Linked DNA regions of Homo sapiens: region 2 is linked to region 1. A link is an interaction called in ENCODE POLR2A ChIA-PET data of the cell type or tissue named here. Cell type or tissue: IMR-90. All regions are shown on one strand.

Region 1 (5,000 bases):
ACATTTCAAATTTTCTCTTCTAGTTATTTTGAAATATATGATAAATTATTGTTAACTTAGTCATCCTCCTGTGCCATCAAACACTAGAACATATTCCTTCTATCTAACTGTATTTTTGTACCCATTAACCAACCTCTATTCATCCTCTGTCCTTCCCAGCCTCTGGCAACCATCACTCTACTCTCCGCCTCCATGAGATCAACTTTTTAAGATCCCACACGTGAGTGACAGAATGTGGTATTTGTCTTTTTTCACTTTTCTAACCTAGTTATTTCACTTAACATAGCAATCTCTCGTTTCATCCATGCTGCTGCAAGTGACAGGATTTCATTCTTTTTTATGACGGAGTTGTATTTCATTGTGTATATATACCATATTTTCTTTATCCATACATCCATTGATGGACACTTAAATTGATCTCATATCTTAGCTATTGTGAAGAATGCTGCAATAAACATAGGTATGCAGATATCTCTTCAATATGCTGATTTCCTTTCTTTTGCATGCATACCTAGCAGTGGGATTGCTAGATCATATCATAGATCTATTTTTAGATCTCAGTGTTTTGAGGAACCTCCACACTGTTTTCCATAGTGACTGTACTGATTTATATTTCCATCTGCAGTGTATGAGTGTTTCCCTTTCTCCACATCCTCACCAGCATCTGTTATTTTTTGTGTTTTTCATAATAGCCATTCTAACTGGGATGAGATGAGATCTCACTGTGGTTTTGATTTGCATTTTCCTGATAATTAGTAATGTTGAGCATTTTTTATATGCCTGTTGGCCATTTGTATGTCTGCTTTTGAGAAATGTCTCTTCAGTTCATTTGCCCATTTTTAAATTGTATTACTTGGTTTTCTTTGTTTTGTTTTTTTGCTGTTGAGTTGAGTTCCGTATATATTCTGGTTATTAATCCCTTGTTGAATGGATAGTTTGCAAATATTTTTTCCCAATCTATAGATTGTCTCTTCACTTTGTTGATTGTTTCCTTTGCTATGCAGAAGCTTTTTAGCTTTATGCAATCTTATTTGCCTATTTTTGCTTTAGTTGTCTATGCTTTTGAGGTTTTAACCCAAAAAAATTTGCCCAGACCAATGTCATAAAGCACTTTCCCAATGTTTTCCTCTAGTAGTTTCAAGTCTTACATTTAAGTTTTTAATCCATTTTGATTTGTTTTTTCTATATGGTGAGAAATAGGGGTTTATTTTTTCTTTTTTCTTTTTTTTTTTTTTTTTTTTTTTTGACCTCTGAACTTTTTATTGGCCTCCTGCTCCCCAAAGGGCATCCTGCTTCTGCTGTCTTAATGTCTCAGAACTTTGGTGTCATTGGTCTCAGACACCACTTTGCCAACCACTATCTGGCAGATGGTGGTCTTTTGGATGGTTTGCAAGGAGTTGCTACTGTCCAGGGCATCACCAAGATTGAAGTCCTCGCCGTCTTCCAGCAGGCGGCGGTGGGTGGTGCTCTCAGCCTCCAGCTTGGCCTTGATGTTCAGCAGGGCCTCATACTCCTGGGCCTAACACTGCCCCTCTGCCCGGGTCTGTGCCAGCTGTGACTCCAGATACAGCAGGATCCCATTGAGCTGCTCCATCTGCAGGGCATAGCAGGCCTCCACCTCCTTCAGGCTGTTCTCCAAGCTGGGCTTCAGATTTCTCATCGAGTCCAGGTTGATCTCCAAGGACTGTACTCTATGTCTCAGCTCCCTGAGCATCATCTCAGCAGCTCTAATCTCAGCGGACTGCGTGGTGACTACTGTGGTACCCTCCTCAATCTGCTGAGACCAGTACTTGTCTAGCTTCTCTCGGTTCTTCTGAGCCAGCTCGTCATATTGGGCCCAGATATCTGCCATGATCTTGGTGAGGACCTGAGATTTGGGGACATCTACCTCCATGGTCAACCCAGAGCTGGCCACCTGGGCTTGTAGGCCTTTTACTTCCTCTTTGTGGTTCTTCTTCATAAAGAGCAGCTCCTTCTTGAGAGCCTCGGTCTCTGTCTACAGCTGCAGCTGAGTAACATTGGTGTCATCAATGACCTTGGGGAGTTCATGGATGTCGCTCTCCACAGACTGGCACATGGCCAGCTCTGTCTCATACTTAACTCGAAAGTCATCAGCAGCAAGACAGACATTGTTGATCTGAAGAACCATGGGAGCATTGTCCACAATATTTGCGAAGATCTGAGCCGTCAGGTCCTTGATGGTCTTAAAGTAATGGCCCCAGTCTCTGATCTGGGGTCCCTTCTTCTCCAGGTGCTCCCGGATTTTGCTCTCCAGCTTCTGGTTCTCTGTCTTCAGGTAGGAGGCCAGGCAGTTGTTCAGGCTTTGCACGGTCTCCTTTTCATTTTAGATGCCTCCCATTCTTACTAGACCCCCGGCCATCCCCGCAGCCAGGCCCCTGGGCCCCAAGCCACCCCGGAAGCTGATGGAGTGGGACACAGAGATCCAGAAACCAAAGCCCCCCCATGGCTGCATAGACACTGGCCATGCTGCTGACCAGCCAGGTGCTGTAGCTGGGTGCCTGGACAGACCCCAGGGACCAGTAGTTGGTGGAGAAGGTGGACCGAGTGGTGAAGCTCATGCTGTCCAGGGAGGAGAGCGAGAGGACAGGACTCAGGCTTTGCTGATGACCGAGATAGGGGTTTCATCTTTCTGTCTATGAATATCCAGTTTTCCCAGCACCATTTACTGAAGAGACTGTCATTTCTCCATTGAATATTCTTGGTACTTTTGTCAAAAATTTATTGGCTGTAAATACATGGATTCATTTCTGGGCTCTCTACTGTGTTCCATTGGTCTATGTGTCTGGTTTTATACCAGTACCATGCTGTTTTGTTTACTATAGTTTTGCAGTATATTTTGAAGTCAGGTAATGCGATGCCTCCAGTTTTGTTGTTTTTCACTCAGGACTGCTTTGGCTATTTGAGGCCTTCTGTGGCTTCTTTTGTTTTAAAAAAAATTTTAAGCTAATGTTCTTACTGGACTTCTGTGGTTTCATATGAATTTTAGGGTCATTTTTTCTACTTCTGTGAAGAATGTCTTTGGTATTTTGATAGAGATTGCACTGAATCTGTAGATCATTTTTGGTGGTATGGTCATTTTCATAATATAAATTCTTCCAGTCCATGAACAGGGATGTGTTTCCATTTTCTCTGTGACCTGTTCAATTTCTTTCATTCATGTTTTATGGTTTACCTTATAGAGATCTTTCATCAACTTGGTTAAATTTACTCTTACATTTTTTATAGCTGTTGTAAATGAGACTGATCTCTTGATTTCTTTTTCCACTAGTCTGTTATTGGTGTATAGAAATGATACTGATTTTTGTATGTTAATTTTTTATCCTGCAACTTTACTGAATTTGCTTATCAGTTCTAAGAGTTTTTTGTTTTGTTTTGTTTTGGTGGAACTTTTAGGGTTTTCTATATATAAAATCATGTCGTCTGCAAATAGGGACAGTGTGACTTCCTCCTTTCTAATTTAAATGCCCTTTATTTCTTTCTTTTGCTTATTTGCTCTGTCTAGGAATTCCAGTACTATGTTGAATAAGAGTGGTAAGAATGGGCATTCTTGTCTTGTTCTAGTTCTTAGAGAAGAAATTTTCAGTTTTTCCCCATTCAGTATAATATTAGCTGTGAGTTTGTCATATATGGCCTTTATTGTATTGAGGTACATTTTCTCTATACGTAATTTTTGGAGGGTTTTTTTTTTAATCATGAAGGGATGTTGAATTTTATAAAATGCTTTCTCTGCATCTATTGAGATGATTTTTTATACTTCATTCTTTTGACATAATATATCACATTTATAGATTTGCATATGCTAAACTATCCTTGCATCCCTGGAATAAATCCCACTAGATCATGATGAATGATCTTTTTAATGTGCTGTTGGACTCAGTTTACTAGTATTGTGTTGAGGATTTTTGCATCTATGTTCTTTAGGGACATTGTCCTATAGTTTACTTATATTGTTGTTGTGTTCTTGTCTGGTTTTGGTATCAGGATGAGCTGGCCTCAAAGATGCATTTGGAAGAATTCTCTCCTCTTCAACTTTCTGGAAAAGTTTTTAAAAAAAGGTATAGTTCTTCTTTAAATATTTGGTAGAATTCAGCAGTGAAATCATCAACTCCTGGACTTTTCTTTGATGGGAGACTTTTAATACTGATTCAATCATGTTACTCACAATTGGTCTATTCAGGTTTTCTGTTTCTTCTTGGTTCAATCTTGGTAGTTTGTACATGTCTAGGAATTTATGCATTTCCATTATGTTTCTCATTTTTTGGTGTACAGTTGTTCACAATAGTCTCTAACAATCTTTTGGACGTCTGTAGTAGCAGTTGTAATGTCTCCTTTTTTTGTTTCTGATTGTATTTGTTTGGGTCTTTTCTCTATTTTTCTTGTTTAGTCTGCCTAATGGTTTGGCAATTTTGTTTATCTTTTCAAAAAAACACCTTTTTTCTTTTGTATTTTTTTGGTCTCAATTATATTTATTTCTGCTCTTATCCTTGTTATTTCTTTTCTCCTACTAATTTTGAAGTTGGCTTCTTCTTGATTTTCTAGTTCCTTGAGATGCATCATTAGGTTGGTTATTTGAAATATTTATACTTTTTTAATGTAAGCATTTATTGTTATAAACTTCTCTCTTAATACTGCTTTTGCTGTATGCCATAGGTTTTGGTATGAGTATTTCTTCTCAATAATCTTCTTAATGGATGTGTTGCCATACCATCACTGTAGAGTGTATTTCTACCACAGATATCTGTGTCTTCAAGTGATCCATGCATGTCGCATAAGGTAATTTATTAATGCGATACTTCAATTCCCTGACTACTTTTGTGAATCAGAAATTTTACTACGATTTACTACATAAGATTTCTTTATCTGAAATGTGGAAAATGGGGTGAAACAAAGCTACTATTTAATAGAGAAAGAGTGAGAAAACAGTAAGTTTAGCTGAGGAAATGAAGCCAAATATAAAAATTTGTTAATGCCAGAGGAGA
Region 2 (5,000 bases), 130 kb before region 1:
CAGGAAACATAAAAAGGCTGACAAGGTCATATTGGAGTCACCAAGGCAGAGAGAGATAGGAGGTAAGATCAGAGAGGAAGCCAGACCCAGTTCACTTGAACTGTTCTAGGCCTAACATGCCACTCCACCAGCAACTCCACGGGTTGATTCTGAATGTGATAGGAAGCCTTTGGAGCATTTTGAACAGAAGAGTAGTATGATCTTGTTTAAGTTTTTAGAGAATCATCCTGGCTCCTATGTGGAGAAATGTTGGTAGGTGGGGAAGAGTAGATTTAAGGACACAAAGTAGGAGACTACTATAAAAATCCAGGGAAGAGGTCATAGATTGGCCCAGAGCAGTAAGCTGTGGAGAAGGTAAGATGGTAAGAAGTGGTTGAATTTGTGTGTGTTTCGAAGGTAGAGCTGATAAAGCTTTTTGATGAATTGAATAACTTTTAAAGAAGAAAAGCAGTTAAGGATGATTCCAACCTTTTTACCTGGGCGTCTCACTGGAGGTGGTGCCATTTACTGAAATTAGAAAGCCTGGCGTGGAGTGGCGAGTGGGGACCAAATTCGAGGAGGAGTGGGGAATCAAGAATTCTATTTTTGACATGTTACAATTGTGAGGCCTGTTAGACCTGCAGATAGAAGTGTTGAATCAGCAAATGAATTCATCAAGAAAAGAGTCCGGGCTAGAGATACTAATTTGGGAGTTGTTGACGTCTTGATGATCTTTACAGGTGTGGGATTTAATGAGCTTAATGGGAATTAAGTAAAACTATTTTGCTTATTACTTATTATGGGTAGGTCACAGCACTTTGTGCTTGGAGTATACCAGCAAGCAAGGCAGACACAGTGATTATTCTAAGTGGTTTGCTCCGAGCCCTGCATGCCACCAGGAATGGTCTTGACTTTTGTTATTGTTAAACTTATTAAATGTTGGAGTGGACGCAAACTTAGAGATGACCAAGTACAAATTCCAAAACCTCTCTCAAATTTACAACTGAGGAAACTGAGGCATGGAGAAGTTAAGTAATTTGTTAAAACCTAGTGTTTAAAAACCATGTATACTTTAGAGTTTTCAATAATATTCAGTCCAAAGCGTTCATATTCTTCCTTTTTATTTGTATTTTTCTTATAGTCTAAGAAAGGAAGTTAAGTTGAGGGGATAGTAAAAAAGATAATTAGAGACTTTGCCTAAAAGACCTATGAGAGATTCAATTGAATTCAATAACTAATTATTGAATGCCTATTGTGCTAGAAACTATGGGTATAAAGACGACTAAGAAGACAATTCCTACAAGGGGAGAAAATTTTGCAAATCACATTTCTGAAAAGAGACTTGTATTTAGAATATATAAAAACTCTTCAACTCAATAATAAAAAAGACAGATAACTCAAGTGAAAAATTGGCAAAAGATCTAAATAGACATTTCTCCAAAGAAAATATACAAGTGGTTGGCCGGGCGTGGTGGCTCACGCCTGTAATCCCAGCACTTTGGGAGGCCGAGGCAGGCGGATCACGAGGTCAGCAGATCAAGACCATCCTGGCTGACATGGTGAAACCCCATCTCTACTAAAAATACAAAAAATTAGCCGGGTGTGGTGGCGGGCACCTGTGGTCCCAGCTACTTGGGAGGCTGAGGCAGGAGAATGACATGAACCCAGGAGGTGGAGGTTGCAGTGAGCTAAGATTGCGCAACTGCACTCCAGCCTGGGCGACAGAGCAAGACTCTGTCTCCAAAAAAGAAAAGAAAAGAAAAGGAAAGGAAAAAAGAAAAGAAAAGAAAGAAGGAAAGAAAGAAAGAAAGAAAGAAAGAAAGAAAGAAAGAAAGAGAAAGAAGAAAGAAAGAAAGAAAGAGAAAGATAGACAAGTGGTTAATAAGCGCATGAAAAGATGTTCAAATAATTAACCATCAGGGAAATACAAATTAAAACCACAGTAAGATACCACTTCACATCCTCTATGATGGCTATAATAAAAAAAGACAGACAGTAGCAAGTGCTGGTGAAGATGTGGAGAAATCAGAGCCCTTCTACATTGCTGGTGGGACTGTAAAACAGTACAGCTGCTTGGGAAACAGTTTGGCAGTTTCCTAGAATGTTAAACATAAAGTTATCACATGACTCAGCAATTCCACTCCTAGGTATATACCCAAGATAAATTAAAACATATGTCTACACAAAAACTTGTATACAATACACATGACTGTATACAAATGCTGTTCATACCAGCATTATTCATAATAGCCAAAAAAGTAGAAATAAACCGAACGTCCATCAACTGATAAATGGGTAAACAAAATGTGGTGTAGCCACACCATAGATGGTATCCATATATACAATGGAATATTATTCAGGAGAATTGCCTGGGAAGCAAGTTCAGGGTGAGAATGGAGAGCCAAGGGCAGAATCCTGTGAAGCACCAATACTGAAAAGACAAGTAGCAAAGGAAGGTCTGTGAAGAAAACAGATGGTCAGGAGTAGAAGATTAAGAGAAAGAAGAGTTAATATTATGGAAACCAAGGGAAAGTCTTCCAAGAAGGAACTGCATAGCAGAGGCAAATGCTAGAGTGATGTCATCAGTGAAAACCAAGACACAGCCACCAAACACAGTGGACATCCATGACTGCAATCTGAACACACCAGCTGTGAAGACATTGCCAGAATAATTGAGGAAATAGGAATGTGGAATGTGTGTATAAGATGATACGACAGATTTGTTGTTAATTTTCTTGGTTTGATATGATACTATGGGTGTGTAGGAAGATGTTCACTTTTTTAAAAAAAAGCATACTGAATTATTTCAGGGTGAAACGTTAGAATGTCTATAATGAACAATAATTTAGCAGATAAAATGGATGAAACAAGGCAAAATAGTAACAATGGGGCCGGGTACGGTGGCTCACGCCTGTAATCCCAGCACTTTGAGAGGCCAAGGCAGGTGGATCACGAGTTCAGGAGATCGAGACTATCCTGGCCAACATGGTGAAACCCTGTGTCTACTAAAAATACAAAAATTGGCCAGGCGTGGTGGTGCGTGCCTATAGTCCCGGCTACTCAGGAGGCTGAGGCAGGAGAATCGCTTGAACCCGGGAGGCAGAGGTTGCAGTGAGCCAAGGTCACGCCACTGCACTCCAGCCTGGCAAGATGGAAGATACCAGGCAAGCTGGGACCAACACAGAAAATGGACCAATATCTTGAGCAATCTCAACAGAGCCAGTGAGACTCTGTCTCAAAAAAAAAAAAAAAAAAAGTAACAATGGTTAAATCTAAGCAACAAGTATATACGTTTATTAATTATACTATTCTCTCTAGTTTTTTGTCCATTTGAAAACTTTGGAAAATCTGAAGCAATCAACCACACAAACAAAACCTGTAAAGAAGCCACTGGATTAGGCAGTTAGGAGAACCCTGGTGACACTTGAGAACATAGCTGCGGTTGAGAAGCGGGTGCCACACCCAGATTGTAGGGGATTTGAGGTGAGGCTGGAGAGTGGACACAAACCCTCGTGCAAGAAGTTTAGCCCGAAATAAAAAAACTAGAGAGGGCAATAAGGTCCCATGATCTTTTTTTTTTTTTTTTTTTTTTAATGCACAGATCTGGGTTTGTGTACAGGCAGTGGGAAGAAGCCACTAAGAAGCTAAAGATGGAAGGTGTTGCTGAGAGAAATAATGATTCAGGGAGGGAGAGAAGAAAAATTATGAACAAGAGCTGAGGAAGGGGAGAGGACAGGTCTTTTAAGCTAGGGGTGGAAGGGGATTATTTGATGTGAAGAAAACTGAATGAGCACGAACAAACCTGCAATGTCAATATATGGAGCTGTGTTCCATCTCCATTGAGATCAAATGTCTGCAAGTCTATATGTTTATGACACTGAATATATCATCAGAAACAAAGCTGCAAAGTATTTCCCATCAGTTTCATACATTTTGGGCATTGCATACTGTATTGTCAGGATTGATCCAAGAGAACAGCAGCCATGTGGCTTGCTGGATCGGAGGAAGTTTAGGGCAAGGAAGTGAATGAATGGCAACAGGAAAGCCATCTGGGGTAAAAGTGGTAATCCTTCCCCACTCAGGGAAAAGATGGGTGATTCACAGCAACCAAGACCACGGGAGTATTGGTTAAACCAACACTCCAGTTTACTCTTATGAACCACCTCAGAATCCCTTGGGGTTTCCATTCAAGGGAGCAGGACAGTAGTATCATTTGGGGACTTCCAAGCATGGTGTTAGGTCATGAGAGCCAGGGAGGTGGGGATTGTCAACAAGCAGATACAAGGACCCTTGGAGGTTGGGGGAGGAGAAGGACTCTGAGCAAATGGGATCAAACAGGTAGAATGTTTCTCCCACAAATTCTCAAAGAGGGTGACTAAGGCTATCACAGCATATATAGTCTTCCCATCCACACAGGAGCTTTGTTTCCTGATCTATACCAGCAGAGGTACAGATCAATCCAGGATAATTATCCTCAGCCCCTGTTGGTTGAAGATACCAGGCAAGCTGGGACCGACACAGAAAATGGACCAATATCTTGAGCAATCTTAACAGAGCCAGGACCAGGCATGGATCAAAGTACAACTCTCCTTCTGGATAAAGAAATATCCACAAAAATCTGCTTCGAACATCATATCATCTTGAGACAGTTCCATGGCTCAGATTCGTGTTGTTTTCTCCTTTGTCTTTGTGCCCCAGAGACGTGTTCCATTTTGTAAATGACACGGATGAGGACACCATTCTCTTGTCAGTGATTCTCAAACTTTTTCACCCAAGGGCCTCTAACAGTAGAAGAGAGAAAACATTGATGCTGGGAATTTTGAGGGACTTGCATCTAATCAATATGTCCAAAGCACAAAATCGATTCCATGTCTCCTGGTTACCTTAGGAACCCAGGTGTACTTTGTATTCTAGTAACAGCAGGACAGGAGACCTCCAACTGTGGTCCACTTTGGCTATGTTTTAGTTGGCTGCTGTTTTCTGTTGCTGCTGTAGTAAGTCACCGAAAACTTGGTGGCTTA

The links. Peaks named below come from ENCODE experiments on the same cell type or tissue, not always from the same donor. Only the 100,000 strongest peaks of a DNase experiment are listed, where the experiment ranks them.
Region 2: POLR2A ChIA-PET joins it to region 1 with 7 read pairs; 4 of 35 experiments call an interaction of 5 or more read pairs at or near these places.

Annotation. Positions count from the first base shown.
Region 1 is chr3:141,469,322-141,474,321 of GRCh38, forward strand. It overlaps the pseudogene KRT18P35. Among named protein-coding and RNA genes, the nearest start is that of RASA2, 15 kb to the right of the region's middle. In IMR-90, no CTCF peak of the experiment used is centred here; a DNase peak (open chromatin) is centred at 2,040.
Region 2 is chr3:141,339,177-141,344,176 of GRCh38, forward strand. It overlaps a transcript of ZBTB38 not described here. Among named protein-coding and RNA genes, the nearest start is that of ZBTB38, 27 kb to the right of the region's middle. In IMR-90, no CTCF peak of the experiment used is centred here; a DNase peak (open chromatin) is centred at 2,095.